Regions from separate parts of the Homo sapiens genome. Here region 2 is linked to region 1. Evidence: read pairs that join two places in POLR2A ChIA-PET (ENCODE). Cell type or tissue: GM12878. All regions are shown on one strand. Links, peaks and the distances in the headings refer to the core of each region. The heading gives the core; the rest is flanking DNA.

Region 1 (7,589 bases), core at 3,567-7,566:
TTTTCCTTGACATATTTTTCATTTCGCTTCCAATACTGGATGTTATTTAGTAAAATATATGTATGTAAACAAAGGCCTTAAATAAGTTGTGAAGTGTACAATTAGAAGCAGTGTTCATGCTGGGCGCGGTGGCTCACGCCTGTAATCCTAGCACCTTGGGAGGCAAGGCGGGCGGATCACAAGGTCTGGAGTTTGAGACCAGCCTGGCCAATATGGTGAAACCCCGTCTCTACTAAAAATACAAAAATTAGCTGGGCGTGGTGGCGGGTGCCTGTAGTCCCAGCTACTTGTGAGGCTGTGGCAGGAGAACCACTTGAACCTGGGAGGCAGAGGTTGCAGTGAGCCGAGACTGGGCCACTGCACTCCAGCCTGGGTGATAGAGCGAAACTCCGTCAAAAAAAAAAAAAAAAAAAAAAAAAGGCACTGTTCATATAATTAGGATAAAGTTTTTCCTCTTGATATTGGTTTAGCTGGTTTTCAAGTACATTCATTCAAAAGAGGCATTAATCAGGATTGTAGTTCATCTCTCTTTTTATAGCAAGCCCTGTGGCTGTGTCATCCCCGTGGTCCATTAATCTCTTACTGCATTACCCTGAAATGGTGTTGGTTATAAGTAATCATAAACTGTCAGCTTTGAAAAGCTAACATTTGTTAGCTTCATAGACATGAAAAAACTAGTGATAAGTGATGTTGTTAAAAAGTCAAATTAAATGTTAATTGATGCGAGGGCACAAAACAGCAAGGCACTTAAGAGTTTAAATGCAGGCACTACATTTATCAGAATTGACAAATTATCCTGAAGAGTTTCCATGGATATCTGCCTTTATATTTTTCTCCATCACCATTTTCCATGTAAGCATATCACAATTCAAAAGTAGTTAGGATACCACTCTTGCTGAGTGTTTACATAGTCTCATATGAAGCCATAGGCACGATTCTGATGCCATTGTATATATTTACAATGTTTTATTTTTAAACAGTGTGGTGCTCTAAGCAAAGAATAAAAGAACAGACTATCCTAGAAATTTGCATGAGGAGAAAAGAACATGCACACTCTTGGGGAATTAAAGAGAAGATTCTTTCTTAATCATCTCATACATTTAAATTACCCAGATTTGCATAAATGCTGAAGTGTGAATTGTTGCCTTAAAAAAAAAAATTCAATTCCTTTCAGACCATTGCTAATTATTCTTGGCTAATGTGGTAAAGTTAGAGGCACAGAAAGTCACTGATAATCCTGGGCTGTCTTCCCTAGAATGCTGACAGAAGGCGTGGTTAGTTTAAATTCTCTGGTTGATAAACAAGGCAGAAGTAGGCTAAAATGTGACTAAAATAGTTTTGCTTTTTTGGATCTTCGGCTGCTACTAGACTACAAAAAATGGAAACGCATTCTGGCTGACTCTAGAGGCATCACTGCTTTTATAGAAATGTTTAGTTAATCACAGATGTGTTTTTGCTAGATTTTCCTATCATTAGAACTAGTCCAGAGCCGGTTACCTGGCATGAATTTTGGATTCTGCTTGGTACGTTTTAATGTGCCAATTTTTCACAAAATATCTACTTACGAAATAATGGTATATATATATATATATATATATATATATATATATATATATATATATATAAAATAAAGGACCTAGGCTTTTTTTGAATTCTATTTAGGTGACTATTGATTTGTTATTTATTTGTATAAATAATTTTCTGTGGCCACATAAAGATTCCAATGAACATTCCCTTTTAGGGCAAGATAAATTGAGTATTCTGACCTAAGACTGACACCTGTTTACAGAATATATGAGTTAAGAATTTTTCTTAATGGCTTGGTGGATTTCCACAGCTTAGTACTCACCTGTCATTTGAATAGTCTTGTTTTCCTGGTAGGATTTTCTTTCTTCTTCATTAGAAATTTACTTGCATTCATGTTGTCCTCCATAGTAGAAAGACTTCATTCAGTGAGGCACATTTTTTTTTTTTTTTTTTTTTTTTTTTTTTTTTTTTGCTGGAAAGAAGTTTGAGAGGCCTCAAGGCAGTAGAGACAATCAGTTTGTGTTTGAATGTAAGCATTGAGAAATTAAATTGAATTCAATGGCTATTACTGAGTGGCCACCTTGTGCTTTACTGGACAGACTACAAGAAGAAATCTAAAATACAATTCCTGCCCTCTAGGCTCAAACAGTCTATTTTAAAAGGAGTGGCAAATGAAGTAGTGGGAGCCACTCTCTATAGTGGTTCAGAGTACCCAGCACAAGGGGTGTGACTGAGGGGAGTGCAGGGAGAAAACCTTGCTTTTGCTGTTTCCCTAGCTAGGTGTCTATGAGCCTGAGTCTGCCCTAAAGGGCAGTTATATGATATGTTACACGTTTCTTGCCAGCTATGCAAGAAACATTTCCTGTAACTTAACAGAAGAAATATTTAGTTTTAGTTTAAAAAACCATCCAATTTATAGTTCTTGTCAGCAGGTGGCTTTCCTCTATGCAGTGATTCTGGCTGGGACTGAGGCTCCTTATAGCTTATGATTTTACCATTTTCACCAAATAATTTCCAAAATATTAATGAGTTGTCTACTTCAAGCCACAGGCAAAAGAGAGTATGGAAACTCATATATAGGAAATATATAATGGCCCAGACACACATCAGTTCTGCTTATGTTCCATTGACTAGAAGTCTATCACGTGGCCACACCTAACCTCAGGCAAGCCTGGGAAATGTAGTCTAGCTGTGAGCCCAGGAAGAAGAGGAAATGGGTCTGATAAATAGCTAGCTAGTTATGTATCTGCCACACTTTGCCCTTCTAGTTTTCTATCATCCATGTCTATGTTTATGTCTATATCTCTCTATATATGTGTACACATATACCTATTGATAATTGTTTCACAATCGTATCTTTCAAGAATAAGTATGTTGTAGAGCTAGTACTTAGGTTGATTTTGCTTTGGTCTCAATATCTTTTAATACAGGGACAGGGAATTATGCCTGGTCTTAGTATTGTATAACACAATGTGATATAATAAGTATATATTTGTACTCTGCCCCTGGTTTTGGAGACAGAGCTTCTAAAACCTTTGTAGATGGAGATGCTAGGAGAATCTTTTATTCTAATATTTGATCCTTGACCCTGGATCTTGACACGGAGTTCCCAAGACCTTTGTAAATTTTTGAATGATAGAAGCCTCTGGCACAGAACTCCTAAATCCCTTGGAATTTCCTGGGCTATAGGTACATCTTATATTCTAATGAGATGACTTTTGGTGGGATTGTGGATAGCTTCAGGATGGGGCTAGTTGCCGGGGAAACCAATCATGTGATTAGAGGATTGGAACTTTCAGCCCTAACCCCTTGACTTCCAGAGAGGGGAGAGAGGCTGAAGGTTGAGCTGATCACCAAATAGCCAATGATGTAATCAATCATAACTATGTAATGAAACCTCCATAAAAACCCAAAAGGAGAGCTTTCAGATTCCTGAACACATGGAGGTGTCTGGAGAGTGGCATGCCTGGGGAAATCATGAAAGCTCCAAGTCCCCACCCATAGACCTCACTCTGTATATCTCTTCATCTGGCTGTTTGTTTATATTCTTTGCAATATCCTTCATAATAAATGGGTAAATGTAAGTAAAGTGTTTCCCTGAGTTCTGTGAGCCATCCTGGGAAATTAATTGACATAAGGAGCTGGTCATAAGAACCATGATTTATAGCTGGCCAGTCAGAAGTACAGGCGACAATCTGGGACTCGGCCTCTGAAGTAGGAACAGTCTTGCAGGACTGAGCTCTCAACCTGTAGGATCTGATGTTCTCTCCAGGTAGATGGTGTCACAATTCAACTGAATTATAGGACATGCAGTTGGTGTCTGCTGGAAAATTGCTTGGCTGGTGTATGGGGAAAACCCTATACACATTTTGAAGACCAGAGATGAAGTATTATGTGTTGAGTATAGTATTGAGTGTGACAGTAGAAAAAAACAGTTTTTTTCTCCCTCACATCCAGGGACAAGAAATTGTGTCCTTATACTTCCCAAAGAGACAAGCTAAGGTAGCATCTAGCTTCAAGTTAACAATGTCTTTGTATGTAGCATCCAGTTTTTAGATTTGAATGTGGCTCTATGTTGTCTGGTGGTCTGTGAACTAAAAGGAAAAACTAAGACAAACTATTTGCCCTTCCCACCTCACACCCATGGCTTTCACACATGCTCTACAAATAATGGTAAAACAGAGACAAGGTAGCCACGCTAAAAACTTCTGTCACTGAAGTGGAATATTGGAAAATTACTAATACCAGTTACCTCTGGTTCACAACATTAATGACTTCTTGTGGCAGGCATAGTGTAGACTCTCTATCTAGCTTATAGTGGAAGCTTATTTATTGATTCAGTTCTCTGGAAGAAACTCCCTTGTCCAATGTTCTCAATGGCATCTTAATTCCACTGGATGAGAGATTCCTCCTTGTCCGTTATCCTCTCTGGCCACAGTAGAATTAGGAGTTGGAGAGTATGTCTTCCTTAGGAGCTGCATAACTTTCATAGTTACTATGTGATGGTGCAATTTTGCTGTGCCCAAGAATATGCTAATGCCTGAACAAATTAAAGAATTTTTAAAAAACATCTTACAGATTCTTTGGCAATGCATTTATCTTAGAAACTTGGTAAGCTTCTGGTATATTTGTTTCCAGTCTGTTCCGATGCCAAGAGCCACTCCCAAAGTTCTTTACTAGACATACTTCTCTGGCTTCCTTTCCCTCCCTCCCTCCCTCCCTCCCTCCTTCCCTCCTTCCCTCCTTCCTTCCTCCTTCCCTCCTTCCTTCCTTCCTTCCTTCCTTCCTTCCTTCCTTCCTTCCTTCCCTCTTTCCCTCCCTTCCTCCCTCCCTCCCTTCCATCCATCCATCCTTCCTTCCTTCCTTCCTTCCTTCCTTCCTTCCTTCCTTCCTTCTTTCCCTTTGCTCTTGAAAACAGAGACCATGAGACCAGCCTAGCCAAAATAGTAAAATCCTGTCTTTACTAAAAATACAAAAAATTAGCTGGGCATGGTGGCTCACACCTGGAATCCCAGCTACTCAGCAGGTTGAGGCAGGAGAATCACTTGAACCCAGGAGGTGGAGGTTGCAGTGAGCTGAGATCACACTACTGCACTCCAACCTGGGTGACAGAGCAAATTTCTCTCACAAAATAAAAAAAAAAAAGAAAGAAAAGAAAATGGAAACCAATATACTTTTTTGTGCCTTGTACTATATTTTAATGAGATCAAGCCTACTTTCCTGTTCCCGTGTTAAACAATATTGAGATCAGGCAAAAATAACTTAGCTGCTTGCTTGAGGACATTCTTGTTCCTAAGAGATAATACTGTGAAACAACAAATACAGCCACATTTCACAGCTTGCTCATTAAGGCCTTTACCTCGCTGTGCCCAGCGATCCAAAGCTTTGAAAATCTATGGATGCATTTTATTTATCTAGCACTCACTATGCTTCTTAAATATGTCTTAGTCAGTATTTATTCTCTGGATTGATTGGAGGTTTTCCAGCCAGAGAGCTAAGGTGTTAGGGTTCTGAACAAATTTCTTGATCTTTATTCACTATCTCTTTCATGATGAGGCACCCATTTTGCTGAGACTCTTATTTAAGAAATCTTCAAGGTCTTGTTACTTATTAAGAAACTGCATGGTCTCTAACACCCTCAGTCTTTGAGGAACAGAAAGAACAAATGAGATTCTAAAATGAAACAACTTCAAAGCTCTGAGAGTCCTTTGAACTTTTATGCTCTAAGGTATTTTCATTGGCCCTAATGATAATAAGATTCACTTCTTTTCACATTCATCAATTTTTTGTCATAGGTTAGAAACAGTCTGATTCACGAATTGAGGAATATTCCCTTTAATTCTAAACCCTGTCTTGTTGCAAGCAGGATAATACTAATACTAATACTGCAAAGGGCTGATGCAGTATATTCAGTCTTGTCCTCACCAGGTACAGGAAGCCTTTTCTCAACATTCTCCTAAACCACCTTTGTATAACCTAAAATGTGAAGACTTCGTTTTCTGGAATGGATGTTAAGGATGGAAAGATCCTTAATCTCTATGAAATGGAGCAGCTGACAATCTGTATTTTATAGAGATGGTCAGCTACTCTTAATCATTAGCCGTGTAGTAAAACTGTGAGGGGTTTTATATGGGGCTAATCCTTGATTTATGTCTACCAATTTAAGAGACATAAACCATCCTCAGCTCGTTAAAGTCTTCTGACCATAGGCCTCAAGCTGATAATTCTTAGGTGTGTATCCTTCAGAAGCAGAAAATTGAGAAGAGACAGTTTTTAGGTATTTGGAAGTAGTCGACAACTGCACAAAGTAGATAGCTTCTGCCCAGACCCACAGAATAAAATGTAGTTAAACAGAGTCACATATTGCCGTGTTTTAATGAGCATGTGCTTGTTGATTTTTTCTATCTGTTTTATATATTCTGCATTAAGGTTCTGGATTTGCTAACAATGCATTTGTTATCCTTGAACTATGCTATCCATAAAGCCCCTATTTTTAATATTTTTCTTTGCATTACTAGCAACTTCTTGGGATACATCTAGTGTCTGGCTATAATTTTCTTGTGATTTGGTTAAAGAAAAATGAAACTAACTTGGTTCTATTAGTACCAATTCCTTCCAATGAATTAGCCAGTATCTTGGTTGTTTGGATTCAACTACTAAGGAAATTCTTAGATTGCAAACATACCACAGACCAGACAGCCAAAAATCTAAACCACTTACGTATAACATCTAGTATGGGAGGTTTCTGTTTTTGTTAAAACATCCAAGGACTTTTCACAGCAGTTGGCTTTTGTAACAAAAATTTCACAGAAATAGAGCTTGGAATATGACTAAGAAAAATATGGTGTACCAGTGAAAACCATCTGCTGTGGACTGAACTGTGTCCCTTACCCAAGTTTGTATGTTGAAGTCTTAACCCCCAAGTAATGGTGTTTGGAGATGGGGCCTTTGGGAAATAATTAGGTTTAGATAAGATCTTGAGGGTAAGGCCATCATGATGGGATTAATGCCCTTATAGGAAGAGACCTGAAAGTTTATGTATGCATCTCTCTCTCCCTCTCTTTCCTTCTCTTTCTCTCTGCCATGTGAGGACACAGAAGGAAGCTCTCTGTAAGAAAAGAAGAGCGCTCTCACGAGAACCTGACCATGCTGGCACTCTGATCTTGAACTTCTGTCTTCCAGAATTGTGAGAAAATAAGATTCTACTATTTAAGCTACCCAGTCCATGGTATTTTGTATGGCATCCAAACTTACTAAGACACCATCTCATTTTAACAGACTTCCAAGAAGGCTAACTTCTTAAACTGAAATTAATACTATTTTACTATAGATATAACTGATGATCTCCTTAATTTAAATCTTACCATCTGACTGTAATCCACTCTTACTTAGTGGCACTAAAAGTGTACAAAATAACTAGACAACCTCGAAGGGTATTTTGTCTTAAAAGAGAACATTGGGATACTCATAGCAAATGGTTTTGGATTTTTGCATGAAAAATTTTCTAGTTATTACTAACAAACTGGATAGGGTCTTGTTATTTCAGTAACTTAGGTTTATAT
Region 2 (7,589 bases), core at 1,410-5,409, 110 kb after region 1:
GAGAAGGAAGGATCAGTTATAAAAATGGGAATTAAACTGTAAAACATATTATATAGGTGATATCACTAGGCTCAAAGAGATGATGAAGTAACTTGCCCAATGGCACTCAAGTGGCAGAACGGTGAGTTGAGTTCCCTGTACACTTAGTAATTAGATAGAGAAAAATTGTTGAACAAGTAGAAATGATTTTAACTCAAATATATTAACTAAGTTGCTGGGTATTTCCAATTTTTATAGGAGTAGCTGAGATGATTGTCTTCAGCTGAGGTTATGGAAAGGGACACTGGGACTGGTTAAACATGTCACAATGGTAGTATCTACATGTCTTCTCAGAAATGTTTCCAGAACATACGTTGTCCAGGGGAAAGAGAAGAGCCTTCACCGGTAAAGTTTAGGGGGTCTTATGAGAACTTGTGTGATACGCAGATTTCTTTTTAATCTCAAAACTACTATTATTTCTTCTGCAGGAGATTGGGTTTTATCTGAAGATCATAGGTCTTCAGTGTTGTAGGTGGTAAATCTTCCAGGAAGTTTGTGTGTCTAATCATAGAAATGTGCCATTTAATCATCCTTTCTTTGTGCTTTGGCACAGCTACCAAATTTCAAGATGAATGGGGCATATTTTTAGGTGGGTCAAGGGAAAACTTTCCTGTAGTCATATATAGGCAAGTGGGCAGATGGTTTATTATATGGATGTCATGATGGGTATTATTTGCTATGATATGTTATAGAAAAGGCTTTCAAGACAAACTGCCATCAACCAAATGTTAGAAAAGCTTGCTTTTCGTGTTTGTTCCCTTTGATTTTCTTAGTGTTGACAGTGAGTTTACAGTGCCAAATTCACTGTTGCTAGCATACACTTTTCTCGTTCAATACTAAATTTCATTGGGTAAAAGAAAGCCAAGTGGAAAGAATTCCATTTGCATGTGTAAAATGATTCACAATCCAAAAGAGAGAATTATTTAAGAAATACTATTTCTTTTACTATTTTCTGCAACCTGGCAAGTTAGGAAAGGCAGAAAAAGCTACTTTATCTTACGTTATCATGTCTAAAACACTAAAAGCAATGGCAACAAAAGCCAAAATTGACAAATGGGATCTAATTAAACTAAAGGGCTTCTGCACAGCAAAAGAAACTACCATGAGAGTGTACAGGCAACCTACAGAATGGGAGAAAATTTTTGCAATCTACTCATCTGACAAAGGACTAATATCCAGAATCTACAAAGAACTCAAACAAATTTACTAGAAAAAAACAAACAACCCCATAAAAAGTGGGCAAAGGATATGAACAGACACTTCTCAAAAGAAGACATTTATGCAGCCAACAGACACATGAAAAAATGCTCACCATCACTGGCCATCAGAGAAATGCAAATCAAAACCAAAATGAGATACCATCTCACACCAGTTAGAATGGCGATCATTAAAAAGTCAGGAAACAACAGGTGCTGGAGAGGATGTGGAGAAATAGGAACACTTACACTGTTGGTGGGACTATAAACTAGTTCAACCATTGTGGAAGACAGTGTGGCAATTCCTCAAGGATCTGGAACTAGAAATACCATTTGACCCAGTCATCCCATTACTGGGTGTACACCCAAAGGATTATAAATCATGCTGCTATAAAGACACATGCGCACGTATGTTTATTGTGGCACTATTCACAATAGTAAAGACTTGGAACCAACCCAGATGTCCATCAATGATAGACTGGATTAAGAAAATGTGGCACATATACACCATGGAATATTATGCAGCCATAAAAAATGATGAGTTCATGTCCTTTGTAGGGACATGGATGAAGCTGGGAACCATCATTCTCAGCAAACTATCGCAAGGACAAATAACCAAACACCGCATGTTCTCACTCATAGGTGGGAACTGAACAATGAGAACACTTGGACACAGGAAGGGGAACATCACACACCGGGGCCTGTTGTGGGGTGGAGGGAAGGGGTAGGGATAGCATTAAGAGATATACCTAATGTAAATGATGAGTTAATGGGTGCAGCACACCAACATGGCACATGTATACATATGTAACAAACCTGCACGTTGTGCACATGTACCCTAGAACTTAAAGTATAAATAAAAAAAAAGAAAACAAACAAACAAAAAAGAAACTGAAGCCTAGACAATTATATGACCTGCCTAAGATAACAGATCATGTGAGACAACCAGGACAGCAACCATACTACCCATGGAGACTTTTTAACTCCTTCCCACTTCTACTAGACTATAAGCTCCATTAGGACAGAAATCTTATCTCTAATTTTTTCCATATAGTACCATCAGCTCTAATTTTTATAATTGTTTGTTGAATAAATTCTCCCCAACTATAATATAATTAACCATTCATATTTGTTTCAAATAAAATATTTTCCTTCATTCTTCCCTTCCTTTCTCTCTCCTTTCCTCTCTCCATTCTTTCTTTTTTTCCTGTTTCCTCTCCCCTTTTTTATTAGTCCATTTTCACACTGCTGATAAAGATATACCCGAGACTGGGCAATTTACAAAAGAAAGACGTTTATTGGACTTAAAGTTCCACATGGCTGGGGAGGCCTCACAATCGTGGCAAAAGGGGAAAGGCATTTCTCACGTGGCAGCAGACAAGGGAAGAGCTTGTGCAGGGAAACTCCTATTTTTAAAAATCATCAGATCCGTGAGGCTTATTCACTACCACAAGAACAGCTTAGGAGAGACCTTCCGCCATGATTTAACTACCTCCCACCAGGTCCCTCCCGCAAGGTGTGTGAATTCAAGATGAATTTGGGTGGAGACACAGCCAAATCATATCATTCCACCTCTGGCCCCTCCAAAATCTCATGTCTTCACATTTAAAAATCAATCATGCCTCTCAGCAGTCCCCCAAAGTCTTAACTCATTTCAACATTAGCTCAAAAGTCTATAGCCCAAAGGCTCATTTGAGACAAGGCAAGTCCCTTCCACCTATGAGCCTGTAAAATCACACCTGTAATCCCAGCACTTTGGGAGGCTGAGGTGGGTGGATCAACGGAGGTCAGGAATTCATGACCAGCCTGGCCAACATGGCAAAACCTCATCTCTACTAAAAATACAAAAATTAGCTGGGCATGATGGCACATGCCTGTAATCTCAGATACTCAGGAGGCTGAGACAGGAGAATCGCTTGAACCCAGGAGGCGGAGGTTGCAGTGAGCCGAGGTAATGCCACTGCATGCCAGCCTGAGTGACAGAGCAAGACTCTATCTCAAAGAAAAAAAAAAAAACAAAAAAACAACTCAAAAGCAAGTTAGTTAGTTCCTACATATAATGGGGATACAGGTATTAGGTAAATACAGCCATTCAAAATGGGAGAAATTGGCCAAAACAAAGGGGGGCACAAACCCCTGCAAGTCCAAAATCCAGTGGGGCAATCAAATCTTAAAGCTCCAAAGTGATCTCCTTTGACTCCATGTCTCACATCCAGGTCTTGCTGATGCAAAAGGTGGGTTCCCGTGGTCTTAGGCAGCTCTGCCCAGGTTTTGCAGGGTATAGCCTCCCTCCCAGCTGCTTTCGCGGGCTGGTGTTGAGTGTCTGCAGCTTTTCCAGGTGCACGGTGCAAGCTGTCAGTGGATCTACCATTCTGTGTTGTGGAGGATGGTGGCCCTCTTCTCACAGCTCCACTAGGCAGTGCCCCAGTGGGGACTCTGTGTGTGGGCCCCCACCCCACATTTCCCTTCTTCACTGTTCTAGCAGAGGTTCTCCATGAGTGCCCTGCCTCTGCAGCTATCTTCTTCCTAGATATCTAGGTATTTCTGTACATCCTCTGAAACTTAGACAGTGGTTTCCAAACCTCAATTCTTGACTTCTGTGCACCCACAGGCTCCACACCACATGAAAGCTGCCAAGGCTTGGTGCTTACACCCTCTGATGACACAGCCTAAGCTGTACCTTGACCCCTTTTAGTCACAGCTGGAGCAGCTGGGACACAGGGCACCAAGTCCCTAGACACAGCACAGGGACCCTGAGCTCAGCCCATTAAACCAATTTTTCCTCCTAGGTCTCCATGCCTGTGATGGGAGGGGCTGATGCAAAAGTCTCTGACATACCCTGGAGACATTTTCCCCATTGTCTTGGTGATTAACATTCAGCTCCTTGGTTACTTATGCAAATTTCTGCAGCCAGCTTGAATTTCTCCTCAGAAAATGGGATTTTCTTTTCTATTGCATTGTTAGGCTGCAATTTTTCTGAACTTTTACGCTCTGTTTCCCTTTTAAAACTGAATGCCTTTAACAGCACCCAAGTCACATCTTGAATCCTTTGCTGCTTAGAAATTTCTTCTGCCAGATACCCTAAATCATCTCTCTTAAGTTCAAAGTTCCACATATCTCTAGGGCAGGGGCAAAATGCTGCCAGTCTCTTTGCTGAAACATAACAAGGGTCACTTTTGCTCCAGTTCTCAAGTTCCTCATTTCCATATGAGGGTACCTCAGCCTGGACTTTATTGTCTGTATCACTACCAGCATTTTGGCAAAGCCATTCAACAAGTCCCTAGGAAGTTCCAAACTTTCCCACATTTTCCTATCTCCTTCTGAGCCCTCCAAACTGTTCCAACCCCTGTCTGTTACCCAGTTCCAAAGTTGCCTCCAAATTTTCAGGTATCTTTTCAGCAGCATCCCACTCTACTGGTACCAATTTACTGTATTAGTCCATTTTCACACTGCTGATAAAGACATACCCGAGTCTGGGCAATTTACAAAAGAAGGAGGTTTATTAAACTTACAGTTCCACATGGCTGGGGAGGCCTCACCATCATGGTGGAAGGTGAAAGACATGTCTCACATGGCAGCAGACAGGAGAAGAGAGCTTGTGCAGGGAAACTCCCATTCTTAAAACCATCAGATCTCATGAGACTTATTCACTATCATGAGAACAGCATGGGAAAGACCTGTCCCCATGATTTAATTACCTCCCACAGGGTCCCTGCCATAACAGGTGGGAATTCAAGATGAGATTTGGATGGGGACATCACCAAACCATATCACCTTTCTTTCTCTTTTTTTAAGAACACATGATCTCAGTTATTTCTGAATGCCAAAATGCTAGGACAGTGCCACATATCAAATACAGTTAAAGTTTGTTGAATGAGGGAACAAAGAAATGGAGTCCCATGTCTACCATCCTTTACACTGGATGATACTATCTCCTGCAAACATCCAATTCCTAACGAGCTACATTTATTTAATAACTGTGTCTCCTTCCGTGAAACATGCTACAATAAATTTCACAGCTCTTTATTAAGATATAACATAGATCATGTGGAGGTGAACGTTACTCAACCAGCAACAGGGAAAAGATCATTGAGGAGGACTCTCCCCAGTGCTGCCCAACAACGTTGGTTCCTCTTTTTGGGGTTGCTGCAGCTTGGATTACCTTTCCTGCAAATCATCTAAAGTAGCCCCAAAAGAGTTAAATAAACTGTTCATTCTGTGCCTGTAATACTTGCTGAAGAACTACTCAAAAGACAACATAAGCCATGACAAACAGTTGAAATCTTATTTAGGAAAGTAATTATGACTCATCTTATTGGTAATTGTTAAGTATTGGAACAATCTTCCTTTTGACATTTATTCTTCCTCTGAGTTCCTAAGGTAATTTATTGTCTGTAACACTCATCTGGCACTTATTTGCTGCTTTAAAAGTTATTTAACTTTTCCTGCTTTTTCTCTTCACAATTGTAATTTAGTTAGAAGCAGAACAAGTATGCTACCCAATGGAGGAAATGAAGTAAGGTGAAAAAAAGAAAGGATTTGGGGTCACGTGTGGCATTTAATCTTACCTTCTTTCATTACCAGCTGCTGGAATTTAGGCAAGTTATTTTTTTCGAAGTTTGCAATAACAATAATCCTACAAGATTGTTGTGGGATTAAATGATGAATTGTAAAATGTAAAAAAAACCCAAAAAACCCTAAAGATGGAAGTGCATTTTTAAATATCAAGCTCTTGAGAGGGGTGTGTGTGTGTGTGTGTGTGAATTTCCCTAGGAATGGCAATGGCTTTGGAATAGTGAGGAAGGGAAGTGTGCCCCTCCTGTGAATTGAATCAGAGAAACTGTGTTAGTCAAGTATCTGGGTTGTCATGGTACCTAGTCCATGTGGAAAAGGAATGGATCAATAAGTGGCACAAATTCAGGGGGAGGTAAAGATGTATCTTTCTACATGTATAGATCAGGGTCCAATAATACCCTTCTTAGAGAAAATACTGCTAATGTTAGATCAGTAACGGGTCAGCCCACGACAGCTTTTTTGGTGGTCACTGGTAGGCTCCACCATGGGAGAGGAGAAGAAACTTTGAAATAAATCTGAGAAGGAGGTGGTGACACAAAGAAGCAGTCTCGGGGACAAACAGAGTACAGTGATTTTAGTAGAGCCTAGGGTTAGCATAATGGCAAAAAAAAAATCTAAAAATAAAATAAACAAATGTTTGAAGCCACCTACCTGTTAATTTAAGAAAGTATTTGGCTGCAACCAACAGAAAACATGACCAAGAATAACTTTGAATACTAATTTTTTTTTTTTTTTGCATAGTCACAATTCTAAAATGGACAGTCAAGGATTGGTGCCAGTGTTTAAAATGCCATGAGATAACTTGCTATTTTCTATCTTTCCACCTAGATATTCTTTTTGACCTTTATCTTTATGGTTTTAAATGGATGATGTACCTGCAAATTTCACGTTAAGATTCCGCAAAGGTGGAAAGTAGAAAAGCTGAAGTCATTCTTTTCTTGAGGAGTTATTATTTTATTCAAGAAGGAAAGCTCCTTCCAGAGATATTCACTTACTTGAAGAATTGTACAGGACTATCATATGACTACCCTGACTGTAAAAGCAAAATTAAATGTTTGCATTTCCAGGCTCTCTAAAAGAAGATAGCAAGAGAGAAACCGGTGGATTTTAGTGGGCGGGTTACCACGTATGGCACACAGCCCAAACATTAGCAATCTACATAGGACAATAGGAAAAAGAACTTGGTGGGAAGTGGTATGGATCAAGACAGGGCTCTCTTCATTGTGCTGGTTTGGAACACAGAATTAAAAAAACAAAACAAACAAACAAAAAAACCCAAATAGTTCCATTACCACTGGGGATGGATTTCCTGCACTTGTCTATTGCTTTGCTGATTAATGACTCTATGGATGCTGTCTTCCTACTTATATGGTTAAATATCAGCTATAAGGCATAGACATACTGATCATAGTACTTGATACAAAGTAAGAGTTCAAAAAAAATCAGCTTTATTCATCTCTATTTTTTGATGAATAGAGATCCCCTTTTCTACTCAGTGTACTTTTGATGGCTAAGAACAGAGGCACACTAAATTAACTTAAGGAAAAGTGAGGGTAGTTGTCTTTTCTCTCTGCTCCTTTTTCTCTTTCTCTCTATTTGACTTTGGACAGCTTTCTCTATGCATGGAGTCTTCACAAGTTTGGACCAGTGTGGCAAAGCACCATAGACTGAATGGCATATAAACAACAACAATTTATTTCTCACAGTTCTAGAAACTAGAAGTCTGAGCTCAGGGTGCTAGAATATTTGGGTTCTAGTAAGGGCCTGCTTTTGGTTGCA

What was found. ChIA-PET counts read pairs that join two places held together with the same protein. Peaks named below come from ENCODE experiments on the same cell type or tissue, not always from the same donor. Only the 100,000 strongest peaks of a DNase experiment are listed, where the experiment ranks them.
Region 2: POLR2A ChIA-PET joins it to region 1 with 8 read pairs; 2 of 35 experiments call an interaction of 5 or more read pairs at or near these places.

What each region holds. Positions count from the first base shown.
Region 1 is chr3:161,689,212-161,696,800 of GRCh38, forward strand. No RefSeq gene overlaps it. Among named protein-coding and RNA genes, the nearest start is that of OTOL1, 200 kb to the left of the region's middle. In GM12878, for the core only: no CTCF peak of the experiment used is centred there; a DNase peak (open chromatin) is centred at 5,620.
Region 2 is chr3:161,797,327-161,804,915 of GRCh38, forward strand. No RefSeq gene overlaps it. Among named protein-coding and RNA genes, the nearest start is that of OTOL1, 300 kb to the left of the region's middle. In GM12878, for the core only: no CTCF peak of the experiment used is centred there; a DNase peak (open chromatin) is centred at 3,835.